Regions from separate parts of the Mus musculus genome. Here region 1 is linked to region 2. The links are chromatin contacts, found by Hi-C or POLR2A ChIA-PET in ENCODE. All regions are on one chromosome and are shown on one strand. The core of a region is the stretch at or near the end of the contact, and the rest is flanking DNA. Distances in the headings are between cores, read along the strand shown.

Region 1 (6,352 bases), core at 3,130-5,629, 39 kb after region 2:
CTCAGGCTGGGACCTGCAGGTCTCTCTCCTCACCCCCTACTCCTGCCTGTAGTGACCTGTCTGTCTCAGGAAGCTTCCTGCCAGGGAGGTGAGTCACAGGATCTTGGTCCCCGAGGGTTTGACTAGGAAAGAGTGTGGGTAAGTGGGTGTAGAGACCTGGTGGTGGGGCTGTCACAGTCCCCGAGGGTGCGGCCTCCAACCCTCACCCCATCCACCCTTTCCATACACCCCCATCCTTGTTTCTCTTTTACAAATGAAGGAAGAGTGGGCGGTCGAGTGACTCGCCAGCCAATCAGCCAAAGAACTGGGTTTGAACCTTGGTCACCTGCCTGTGGCCCCTACTTGGCTTGCTGCCTGATATTCTGAGCCCCAGGCCTGTCTTAGAGACCTCAAGAAGGCTCTGCCTTCCCCCAGATTCCCCTATAGCCAAACTGCATGTGGGTTCAAGTCCATGCCTGCCTGCCCTGGTTGGACACTGCTTTTAGTGTCAAGCCATTGCCTTCTATGTCAAGAAAGAGGCCTTTGAAGCAGGACCCGCTCCAGTCTCCTCCAGGAGTGAGGTGGAGGTTCAGAGAACTGCTACTTAAAAAAGTTTTTAGGGCTGGAGAGATGGCTCAGCGGTTAAGAGCACTGACTGCTCTTCCGAAGGTCCTGAGTTCAAATCCCAGCAACCACATGGTGGCTCATAACCATCCATAATGAGATCTGATGCCCTCTTCTGGGGTGTCTGAAGACAGCTACGGTGTACTTACATATAATAATAATAACCATAATAATAAAAAGTTTTTAATTAAAAAATGTGGGTGGGTGGCTGGAGAGATGGCCCCATATTATAGAAACAACACAACACCTCAAAACCCACTGGCCCTAACGGTGGCTCTCACGGAGGAACCGTGTGAAAAGGTCTCTGTTGTCGTGTTAAACGTGACCACAGGACCAAAGCAACTTGGGGAAGGAAGGTTTTAGTTCACCTCACACTTCCTAGTTACTCTCTATCACTAAAGGAAGCCAGGGCAGGAACCCATGGCAGGAGCCTGAGGCAGGAGCTGACGCAGAGCCATGGAGGAGCGCTGCTCATTAGCGCATTGTTCCTCATGAGCGGCTGTTTGCTTAGCTGTAGACCCTATGACTACTTGCCCAGGGATGGCGTCACCCCAAGTGAGCTGGGCCCTCCCACGTTAATCACCAATCAAGAAGATGTCCCACAGTTTTGCCTATAGGCTGATGTAATGGAGTTAGTTTCTCAGTTGTGGCTCCCTCTTCTAGGATGACCCTACCCTGTGTCAAGACATAGGGTTTGATTTCCAGCACCAACATGGTGGTTCACAACTACCCCTAACTCAAGTTCCAGGAGATCTGATGCCCTCCTCTGACCTCCACGGCACCAGGCATACAGGGGATACACATATATGCACACAGGGAAAACACACAATAAGATAGAATAAAGAAATGTAAATTTTGCCGGGCAGTAATGGTGCACGCCTTTAATCCCAGCACTTGGGAGGCAGAGACAGGCAGATTTCTAAGTTCGAGGCCAGCCTGGTCTACAAAGTGAGTTCCAGGACAGCCAGGGCTGCACAGAGAAACCCTGCCTGTCTCAAAAAACTAAAAAAAAAAAAAAAAAAAAAAAGGTAAATTTTGTATTACATTTATTTGTGTGTGTGTGTATGTATGAGTGTGAGTATATATGTGTATGTGTGTGGGAGGGGTACATGTGTTCCACAGTGCATGTGGTGTTCAGAGGACAATCTCTCTTCTGCCTGAGGTTGAATGGGCCTCCAAGCATAGAGTTAGAGACATCAAAGATCTGAAAGGCCAGCTCTGGGCAGGAGACAGGGTGACCCAAGACAGACTCAGCCCTCAGCCCTTAGTTGTGGGTGACAAGCCATGACAGTGGCAGGGGACAAAGCCAGGCTCATTCTGATTCTCATCTTACTAGTCCCTCTCTCAAGATATGTGCTGTGTGTATTCCGCTTGAAATGGAGGTACAGAGAGGTTAAGTAACTGGCCCAAGGTCACACAGCTGGGCTCTGGGAACCCTGTTCTTAGTCTATGGTACCTTGGAAACTTAGGTCTGGGAGGATACAGGGAATAAACAGATTCTAAGACGACGATTCAGTGGTAGTTCTGTCTGCAGGGATCCAATCTGGTTTTAGGGCACTAGGGGCGGCTTGTGGGAAAGGTGGGGGACACAGAATGGGATGGTAAATCAGAGGTCGGGGTTACGCTTAGCCTGTCTGTGCAAAGGCGTGCAGGTGCAGCTGAGCACAGAGCTTGCGAGGTGGCAGGAGGTGAATGTTGGTGGGGGAGCCAAGTGAGTAGGGCCAGAGTCACAGGGAGTTTAGTATTAATCTAAGGACAGTGGGGTGCCTTAGAGGGTTTTATAGCAGGGTTACCGGGCTTGGGGCCACAGCCTGCCAGGTTTGGGACACCAGACCTCAATAAGCCAAATAAAGTAGCTAATGTATAGTGAATAGCAAAAAAGGAACTTTACTTAGTGTGGCTGCAACAGAAGGATACCCAGAGATCCAGGGAGTTCCCAAATCCTTAGGGATCCTGACCGAGGGTGGGGCTTAAATAATAAGAGATTTGCATAACTCCTTAGTCAAGGCCTGACCCTGTCTGTTACCTCCTCAGTTCAGTTCCAAGGTCATGGGATTAGTTGTTAATCTTCTGGGTGACCAGTTCCCCTCAGGTTGTCCCCAAGGCTCCAGGCATTTATTCTCTCACCAGGAGAATACTGGGGAACTTTTCATTTCTTGGGGTCCATTTTTTTCCACTAGACTGAAAGCTAAAGAGAGGGTCATGAGTGTCTCTTTAGAATGTGTCCCCTCCTGCCAGACAGGCTGGGTATGGCAGAAGTAGAGACTTCTTCAGTGTTGGTGGCAACATTCAGAGACTTACCTGGGAGCTGAGGAGGGCACCTGGGTGCACCCCACCCCCCAAAGGAGGCTTTTGCTCCTAGGATTGTTCTTCAGTTGAAAATATTTCATGCTGAGCTCTGGGCTCCTTGAAAGCCCCACTTCAGGAGTTTGGGCCCCTTGTCCAATCAAAGGAGAGAAAAGAAACCCAGCCTTAGGTCAGTGGAGCAGGGCTCTGGGGAACGGAGCCTGAGGAGCAGGCCAGAGCTTAAGCCGCACACAAGAGCATCCCACCTGAAGACTGTTCCAGTCCGTGTGAAGGGAGCTTTGAGCCAGGCCTGTGCCCCCTCAGGTCTGCAGGAGACCATAGCTGATGTCTGCAGCCAACCTGGGTCTGCCCTCAGCGCCATGTGCCCAGAGGCTCAGTAGCTCACTAATTTGTTGTTAACCACTGTTTGTTTCCTGCCAAGCCAAAACATCTTGTTCATGAGGTTTTACCTTGATGAATTTTCTCCATGAGAGGTACTTTCCAGTGAAGGAAGGATCCAGGACTCAGGGCAGAGGCTGTCCATGCAGCAGGCAGTCTGGCTATGGTGGCCTAGACTGGCTTTTCACCTTAATCCAGCAGGGCTAGAAGAGACCAGGAGGCCAGGTGGTCCCAGGAAAACTAGTCAGGGGCCCTGGTGGCAGAAGGGACACTTTGCCCACAGCAGAGCAGGCATGAGACGGAACTGCAGGGAGACGGGAACAGATTCTCCTGTTTGGGAAAAAGCTGGACGTCAGACATTTTTTTATTTTTGAAACAAGGTCTTGCTTTGCAGCCCTGGCTGGCCCAGAACTTGGCATGTAGACCAGGCTGCATGTTGGCCCCGCAGCAAGGCTTAGCCTGGGTATACTGGTACACTCCTGTAATCCCAGCATTTGGGAGGAAGAGGCAGGAAGATCAGAAGTTTCAGGTCAGCCTCAGATTAGCTAGAGATGACCTTTAACTCCTAATCCTCCTGCCCCTGGCTCTGCCCCTTCAGAGGCCTCTGAGATCAGATGCATAGAATGAGGGACATCTGTCCATCAGGTTGTACTAGCTCCAGCCCAGACTTCCCAGCTCTTAGCTTTGGCCCCTGATTCTGACGTCTTATAAAAACTCCAGAGACAGGTGACTCCACTTTACAAGGAAGGAGCTCTAGGCTCAAAGACCTCACAGTGTCCCTCTCCCTGCCTGTGTTCTGTCTGGGTGGACCATAGCCTCTGTCCTACCCATGGTGACACGTGGGCGAAAGGATCTGACCCCAGCTATGAAGTCCCAGAGGGACCCTGGGTAGGATCCCTCGGCTACCATCTACCCAGTTACATTTCCAGTACCTGCAGAGGGCACGTGCTCTTCCTCAAGGTTGTGCACCCAGTAGGTGCTCAATACATTCCAGAGATATCTGACCTTCCAGCTCTGTTTGGCTCTCTGTCTGACAGCAGAGAGCTGACAGAGAAGAAATGGCGGCTGTAGGGAATGCTGCCCTGCCCTGGCTGGCCTGTAGGGGTCGTCCTTGGGTGCTAGGCTTGGAGTCCCTCCCTTCCCCACCCCCAGCCAGCAGGAGAGAGGCTTAGCTGGGCCTCCTCCCCCAGCGGGGGGCCCCAGGAGGGCCATGGGGAGGAGCCTGCCTGGCTGGAGCTGGGAGGGCTCTTGCTGAAACACAAAGCAGCCAGGGGAGGTTCCAGGCGCCTGCTGGCAGCTCTGAACCGGCTTCTTTCTCTTCCTGCCTTCAGCAGTCCTGGTGGTAAAAACGCCGCATGACAGATGGCTAATACCGAAGCAAAGATGGAGGCCGAGTCCCACACCTCCCCAGCACCCAGCCTCCTACACAATCATGCTTTTGTGTGTGTGTGTGTGTGTGTGTGTACACGCTCATGCCAAGGCAGCAAGCATACCTGTAGTGGTCAGAGTACAAGAGGTCAAATTGTTTCTGGGTTTTTGTTTTGTTTTGTTTGTTTGTTTGGTTGGTTGGTTTTTTGGAGAATCTTGTGTAAGACCAACTGGGTTGGAACTCTTGTTTTGTAGACCAGGGTGGTCACTTGCCTCTTCTTGCCAAATTTTGGTATTAAAGGTAAGCACCACCCTGTCTGGCTTAGAGAGCAGTTTATGGGCATTGGATCTTTCCACCATGTGAGTCCCTAGGATGGTGGAACCATTTGTCAGGCTTAGCAGCAAGCACCTGTACTCACTGAGCCATCTCATTGGCCCTGACCTGTGTTTTCAGATGGTTGTGTTCATGTTAAAGCTTTGGGGAGAGTCAGTTGGATTCTCATTATGACCGTGAGACGTTTTTATTTGGTGGTGGTGGGGTGTTTGTGTAGGCATAATGAGAAGCACCCCAACTTATTTGGTGGGGACACACTCAAAATTTCCTTTTCGCAAATCTGTGTCGTCCTCTGATGTCTGGGGCTTGTATGGTGACATGATTAATGGAACCTGCCTCTACTCCTGGGATCCCAAGAGCATCCAACCCAGGAGTGACAACCTGGAAGCTGTCCAACACAGCCAGATGCCCCTTGAAGGCCCGATGTCTGTCCTGGGTTATCAGATGGAAGATGGCTGTGGATAGTGGCCCAAGGCCAAGGGGTCCACCCTGTCTCCTCTGAGCTATCTGTGGTAATTTCCAGAAGGAACCCTGAGCTTCAAGCTCAGTAGGTAACGGCCTTGCCTAAGGAGCCTGAGCACCTGAGCTCTGTCCCTTGACCCCGAATTTCAAAAGCAGGGTGTGCAACCAAGTATGACCTTGTACGAGGCAAGTAAAACAGGGGGTTCAGGAGCTTAAAGTCACCCTCAGTGACATAGCAATCTCAAGACCAGCCTGGCACATAGGAGCCTCTTGTCTAAAAATTAAACCAGTTGGTAGTGATGGCACTATTGTAATCCCGGAACTGCGGAGAGGAGACGGGCAGACCCAGGACTCACTGGCTGGCCAGCCTAGCCTGATGGGTAAACTCCAGGGCAGGGACAAGAGTCTTCTCAAAACATAGGCTCAGCTGTGAGACTGTAGGCCTGATACCCCGACACCCCAATACCAGGAGGGAAAGGAAGGCAGGAGGTCAGTTGTAACTACACAGAGAGAGTTCAGGGTCAGCCTGGGCTCTGTGAGACCCTGTATCAACACAACAGAAAACCAAAAACCGGGCTGGCAAGACGGTTCAGCCAGTAAGAGGCACTTGCCACCAAGCCTAGGACACTACATGATTCCCCAAAGCACACTGAATGAAGAGAAGAAATAAAAAAGGAAAAGAGCAAGACTCGTCTCAGGTTTTGGCAGCAGATGAATGAAATGGATGCAGTAAAGAACCCAAAGTAGTCGCTCAAGCTTAAAGAAAAACATTTATTCCAGACGAAGAAGTTTCTCTCTCTCTCTCCAGCAGAGAAGCAACTGCGTGTACACGGTGGTGGTGGCGATGGCGGCGGCGGTGGTGGCGGCGGCAGCGGCGGGTGTTTCCAGGGTTTTAAGGAG
Region 2 (6,266 bases), core at 3,076-5,575:
AAAGGGAGTGGGGCAGCAGCACTCAGAGTGTCAGGTACTTGCTGCAAGGGTGAGATTGGAAGGTCAAGTCCCTTGTACCTGTATGTGCCAGCTGGACACAGCAGCTGCCTGCCACCCCAGCATTTGGGAAGCAGAAACAGGATCCCTGGAGCAAGCTAGCTCACTAGCCTAGGCAAATAGCAAGACTGGGATTGTAGTAAAGACCCTGCCTCAGAGAATAAGGCAGAGACACATATGCACACACACACACACACACACACACACGCGCGCGCACACACACACACACACACACACACACATCAGGTTCACCTGTGTGCACACAGACATCAGGTTCACCTGTGTGGGCACACACACACATATCAGGTTCACCTGTGTGCACACACACACACACACACATACACCAACATGTGCAAACATACATGCACACAGACACCCACCATACACATACAAAAAGAACAATCTTTCTGAGGCTATCAGAAATTCTACCATCTTCTATTCCACATTTTGTGAAGAACCCATGGTTGGTTCACCCTGCTCGGGCTTCCTGCTGGACAGATCCCCCAAGTGGATATGGTAAAATGGCCCAAGGCACTGGCCACCAAGCCTGGTGCCCCATAAGGTAGAAGAAGAGAGTCAGCTCTGGCTAACTGTCCTCTGACCTCCACACTCATACTATGACACACATATGCTTCTCTCTCTCTCTCTCTCTCTCTCTCTCTCTCTCTCTCTCTCTCTCTCTCTCACACACACACACACACACACACACACACACACACACGTGTATACATAATTCCTAACTTCCCAGGAGGTTTGCCGCTTACTTGGCACACCAGGGGTCCTGGTCACTTTTATGTCTGAGACAGACCCCTGTGTACTCTACTCTATGTCAGCTTTACTTCAAGCACAGCCCTACCTGTGTGTGACAGGGCCATGTGAGCCGTTGCCACCTCTCTGCTAGAACTGTCACGGATTCACAAAGAAAGGAGTCTGGGATCGGGGTGGGTCAAATGTCCTGAGTACAGGCTGTGGCCTGGCAAGGCTCAGGCCTCCTCCAGGTGCATCAGGAGTATGGAACACTTAAGTGGCTGCAGCCAGACGTTAGCTGCAGCCCAGGTTTCCTTGAACACCTGCTTCTCCTGTCCACTAGTCCAGGCAGGTCACAGTGAGGCCACCTACCTCCTTCCAGGCCAGCTGGAGTGAACGTCACTGCCATCTTCCAACCAAGCCTTTCTCCATCTCAAAGTTCTCAGCTCTCTTGTAAAGAGCCTGCTTGATGACGTCAGTGTGTCATAGACAAGCAGCTTTGATGAACCCCCAAGCAACTAATTGAACCACCACCCAGGCTCTGAGAGGATGCCATACCAAGTATGTCCACCAGGGGGCAGGGATGCCCGGGACCGAGTTAGAATTTGCCATCCTTGGTCCCCAGAGCACAGCGCCAGGGGTCTGTTCTGCAGCCTGGCAGGGGCCGACCATCTTGCACAGTCTGGCGGGGTGCTGTGCTGGTTCACTTGTAATCCTTCCCTAGAGAGCCCACATTGAACCTCTCCCATCATCTTCAGGGAATCTGTTTCTGCAGCCTCAGCAACAGCCCCTAGCCCAGCGAAGGTCCCAACGCATGCGTGCTTGCTAACCAAGACCCTGCCTGGCAGGTTCACCCGTTACATTGTGACCTGACCAACTCTGCCCTGTCTTGAAAACACCAGCTTGTTCATCCCACTCCCAGCAGGTGAGGCTTTCTGTCTGCCAGACACTCTTGGATGCCATTTATGGGGTGAGCACACGGCACCCCTTCGAAAACTGGTAAGCCACACTGCAGCACTAACTAATGAGGGAAATAAGGCACAGAGAGGTTAGTCAACTCTACCAAGGTCACGTAGGGTAGCTGCGCACCCGGTATGTGAACCTACATAGGTTGAGACTACCTGCTGTGTGGTGACCACCAGAAATAGTTCCCTCCAAAGCTCCCTGCCACGATCAAGAGGAGCTAACTAGGCAGGGTAGTACGTACCATCAGTCCCAATACCGTCAGTCCCAATGCTCAGACAGAGTGACTTAGAGAAACCATGCCTTAAAAACAAAAACAACAGCAAGTGGAGAGAGAGAGAGAGAGAGAGAGAGACCCGGAGCCTGAAGACAGTTGATTTGATGTCAGCTCCTTTTTAAAAGGATAGGAAGAAGCCGGGCGTGGTGGCGCACGCCTTTAATCCCAGCACTCGGGAGGCAGGCAGATTTCTGAGTTCTAGGCCAGCCTAGTCTACAAAGTGAGTTCCAGGACAGCCAAGGCTATACAGAGAAACCCTGTCTCGAAAAACAGAAGAAGAAGAAGAAGAAGAAGAAGAAGAGGAGGAGGAGGAGGAGGAGGAGGGAGGGGGAGGGGGAGGGAGGAGTGGGAGTGGGAGGGGGAGGATGTATTTTGGGTGTGCACATCATGCCACAGCACTAGCGTAGAGGTCAGAGGTCACCTTGCAGGGACCATTTCTCTTGAACTGTGGGTAAGCAGTTCAAGTCCTCAGAGTACCCTATGAGGTCTCACCAGCCTTGATCTCGGGTCTTCCTGGGGCCTCACTGAGCTCAACACAGGAGAGCTATTCATGTTTTGTTCAGAAAAACTATCCATGTGGTATGGGCACGTGCCGGCTCACCCTGTGACCGGCACCCGGTGAGCATGTGTGATAGCCATCAAGGGCCCGGCTGTGTGAATTTGCCTGGAGAGAAACGAATAAATTCCTGTTCACTCCAGACAGGGCACCACCGTCAGCCAGCCAGAGCCGCCATTCTGCCTATGTCCAGCTTAGGCAATGAGTTTACTAGGGTTTCAAGTAGGCACCTAGGCACCCCCAAACCAGCTGCTGAGTCACTAAACTGCCTCAGCCTGGTATGTGGGATACTTTTCTGTTGCTGTGGTAAAACACCATGACCAAAGCCACTTAAGGAAGAGGGAAGGGTTTGCCTTTCTTCCAGAGGGTGGGTCGCAGTGGCCATAGGAGGCCAGAGCTTAGAGATCGAGTCTCAACTGCACACAGGAAACAGGAAGAGCAAACTGGAAGCGGGGTGAGACTGTACCCCTCAAAATCCACGCCAACTGATAAACTTCCTCCAGCAGGGCTGTGCCTCCTAAAGGTTCCATAGCTCCCACCACAGTGCCACCAACTGGAGAACAAAGTGTTCATGAGCCTGTGGGGGAGGGGACCCTTTGGTGATGTCGTCCCTCCTCCCTGTGGCTGCATGGAGCCCTTGCAGTTAACTGCCCATCCTCTATATGATCTTTTCTTTTCTTGTTTCCTTTTCTTTCCCCAAACAAGGTTTCTCTATATACTCCTGACTATCCTGGACTTGCTTTGTAGACAAGGCTAGCCCCAAACTTACAGAAATCCACCTGCCTCTGCCCCCTGAGTGCTGGGTTTAAATGTGTGTGCCACCATTCCTGGCTTCTACACACTCTCACTGATTAGCTATGAAGATGACCACAATGCTCAATCTCTCCAGGCCTGTTTCCACCTCCATTCAATGGAGACATTGCAGGGCTGATGTTCACGCTGGTGTGATGGGAACCCAGCAATCTGGGAATAGTGCCCGGCACACAGTGACACACACTTGGGCCACCAACGTGATGACACTTGCAGAGCCTAGAAGTGCCACAGCTGAGCAAGCCCAGAACCTGGCACAAGGGACTAACTCCAGTGTCATCCAAAACTCAAAGCTAAGGCCACATCCCACAGCAACTAACTCACAGTGTCAGGATTCCACCTGAACAAGGTCTGTAGCCAACAATTCCTGGGAATTACATGATGGAAGGAGAGAATGGACACCCTCCCCACACAAAAATGTCCTGATTTTCACACGTGTACGTACACACACACACTCCTCCCCTCCCCCAACAATACGTAAATCCAATGAAAGTTTAAATACACACATAAAAAAAGAATTTTCACTGTGTTCACAATTTGTGTGTTTCTCCTCTCTTTGAAATAGGATCATATATGTATCAAGGCCTCAAACTTGATATGTACCCTAGAACGTCCTTGAATCTCCGATTCTCCTGCCTCCACCTAAACCGGGGGCATAACTGTCCTGCACCACCGCAGGCAGGGCTTAGGCCTGGATGCTGAAAGGCAGATCGACCACTGTGTGCCATGAGGTGAAGCCCAAAGATGCGGGAATGGAAGGACGTGACCTGGGGCCCAGCTCAGGGTTCCCGGGAGTCTCCACGCTGGGCAGAGGCTGGGCAGGCACCCCCAACTCCCCCCTACACACACCCCACTTATCACCACCCCACCCCCACTCCCATCTCCAGGCCTTGCTGGGGCCCCGCCCCCACCCACAGAGACCTAGTCTAAAACCGGCTGCAGTTCTAAGACAGCTTGGGCGCCAGAGGGAGCTCCAAGGGACTGGACTGGCTTCTTCCCGCAGCTGGTTCAAACTGGTTTGGGCAGGGTGCGGCCTCTGCAGGCTGCATTCCAGGCCTCTGGCTAGCAGCGCATTCCAGGCCTTTCCAGGACCACTTGGGGTAGAACCTGGGGACCATAGCCTTGAGTCCTCTAAGAGGCTAGACCCTGTGCGAATTCAGCTCTTTGTTTAAAATCTTTCCTGCGGCCTTGGGCAGGGTCCTTGGCTTAGGACCTTCACCAGGTGAAGCCCTGAGTGGGGGTGTGTCAAAACCAATTAGTGACTGACTTGGTAGAAAAAGGGCAGGACAGCTCCCCATTTCTCCTGGGTCCCCAGTTCAAAAAGTGGGTTGGGACACGGGATTCCAGAAACACAGTGATTTCTGGCTTCCCAGATCCTTTAGAGTGTGACAACTTCTCCAGAAATTGACAATTTCCCTAAGCCTAGCCCGGGCTAACTTCAAACATACAGGTACCAGGGAATCACCTCAAACCTTGATCCTCCCGCCTCTCCCTCCCAAAAGTACTCTTAAAGTTTGGTTATAACGAACTTCAAAGAAACTGGCCTTCCAGATATCCAAACCTTTAGTGCACTCTCCCCAACTTCCTCTCTCACCCCCAAATTACCACCTTGCTGAATGAAACTTCAATCCAGTTCCCGCCTTTCCTAGGCCTCATGGCCAGGCTACAGCTGAACCAACGCAGTATAGGCAGCGCCTGGTGACCATGGGACACCCTGCCAAGCCTCAGCCCTCGCTCACCTCCCCTAGCCTTTCTTCTGGTTGTCCACCCAGTGGCTTTTGCCACTCAGTGCTGCTGGCCAACCAAGGCCAGCCTGGGCTCTTCCAGCAGTTCCCAGCCCTGGCAGGCTTGCTAGAGGGGGGTGGGGGTGGGGGTGACTCGTGAAAGAACTCAGAACTAGACATGTCATAGCTATGATGGATGAATGGATGGATGGATGGATGGCCATGTGTGGTCTCAGTGGATTCCCTTTCTAAGTGCCTGGTACCCAAGGCACTGCCAAGAATTTCCCAGAAGATGCTGGGCAGAGAGCTGGAGAGTCTGGATGGATGTGGAAAATCAGTCACACTTCCAGAAGTGGGGAGCCAGCAGCCCCAGGGCACGCAAAAGCCAGATGGAGCCAGTTTAGATTGCTCTGGAGGGTTGTCAGATAGAAGATGAACTCACACACACAGCAGGGAAGGATCAGGGTGGTGGGTATTTATTTCCAACCCTAAGACCAGCCCGTTTAAAAATAAACATAATATTTTAAAAGGCATCAGCTAGAAATTCAAAACTAGACTATGGTCTGGTCCTCTCCCCTTTGAGCTTCCCCGTTTGTATTGGAAGGAGGGCCTCCTCCTTGGCCCAGGCACTGCAGAATTTGGGTGAGCCTCCCAGCCTGGGTGTGTCAAATTTATCACCTATTCATTCATATTCATTCTCTCTCTCTCTCTCTCTCTCTCTCTCTCCCTTTGCCCCCCCCCGCACCCCCTGTCTTTCTTTTTGGGAGCCACTAAGTCTAGCCCACTCACTTCACCAGAGTCCCAGAATCCCATCTTTGCCCCACCCTGCCCGTCCCCACAGCTTTCCCAAATATGTTATATTTTTATGTGTGTCACGTTTACTAATTAGTGTGTGTGTACATGTGTGTAGGCCACATGTGCCAGCACAGGTGTATAGAGCTCAGAGGACAACCTCAAGGAGTCAGTTCTCTGCGTCCACTCAAGGGTCATGGGGGGTCTATTTCAGGTCCTCAGACTCGACCTGCAACACCTTTCCTCTCTGAGCCATTTTATTTTGTAGGATGGGGTTGGAGCTTATTTTAAAAGCTGTGAAGACGGACACGCGCGCACACACACACACAAATAACTGTAA

Evidence for each region. A loop is a pair of places that touch in the nucleus more often than their neighbours do. ChIA-PET counts read pairs that join two places held with the same protein, here RNA polymerase II (POLR2A).
Region 1: a loop to region 2 is called in a map of v-Abl transformed pro-B cells, with 2.1 times the contacts of the local background. The contact joins the promoter of E130018N17Rik here to the enhancer-like site in region 2. A Hi-C loop is called at or near these places in 1 of 37 maps with a recorded cell type or tissue (v-Abl transformed pro-B cells). POLR2A ChIA-PET finds 5 or more read pairs at or near these places in 5 of 5 experiments (Patski and embryonic stem cell).

What each region holds. Positions count from the first base shown.
Region 1 is chr2:168,150,134-168,156,485 of GRCm38, forward strand. E130018N17Rik (RIKEN cDNA E130018N17 gene) reads right to left here and starts at 4,380. Exons shown (of 2, transcript NR_040327.1): 1 at 4,221-4,380; 2 at 2,470-3,618.
Region 2 is chr2:168,110,731-168,116,996 of GRCm38, forward strand. No RefSeq gene overlaps it. Among named protein-coding and RNA genes, the nearest start is that of Gm46787, 31 kb to the right of the region's middle. Within about 2 kb of position 4,326, at least 1 of the 3 ENCODE cell types and tissues checked has a DNase peak (open chromatin) inside an H3K27ac peak, as active enhancers do.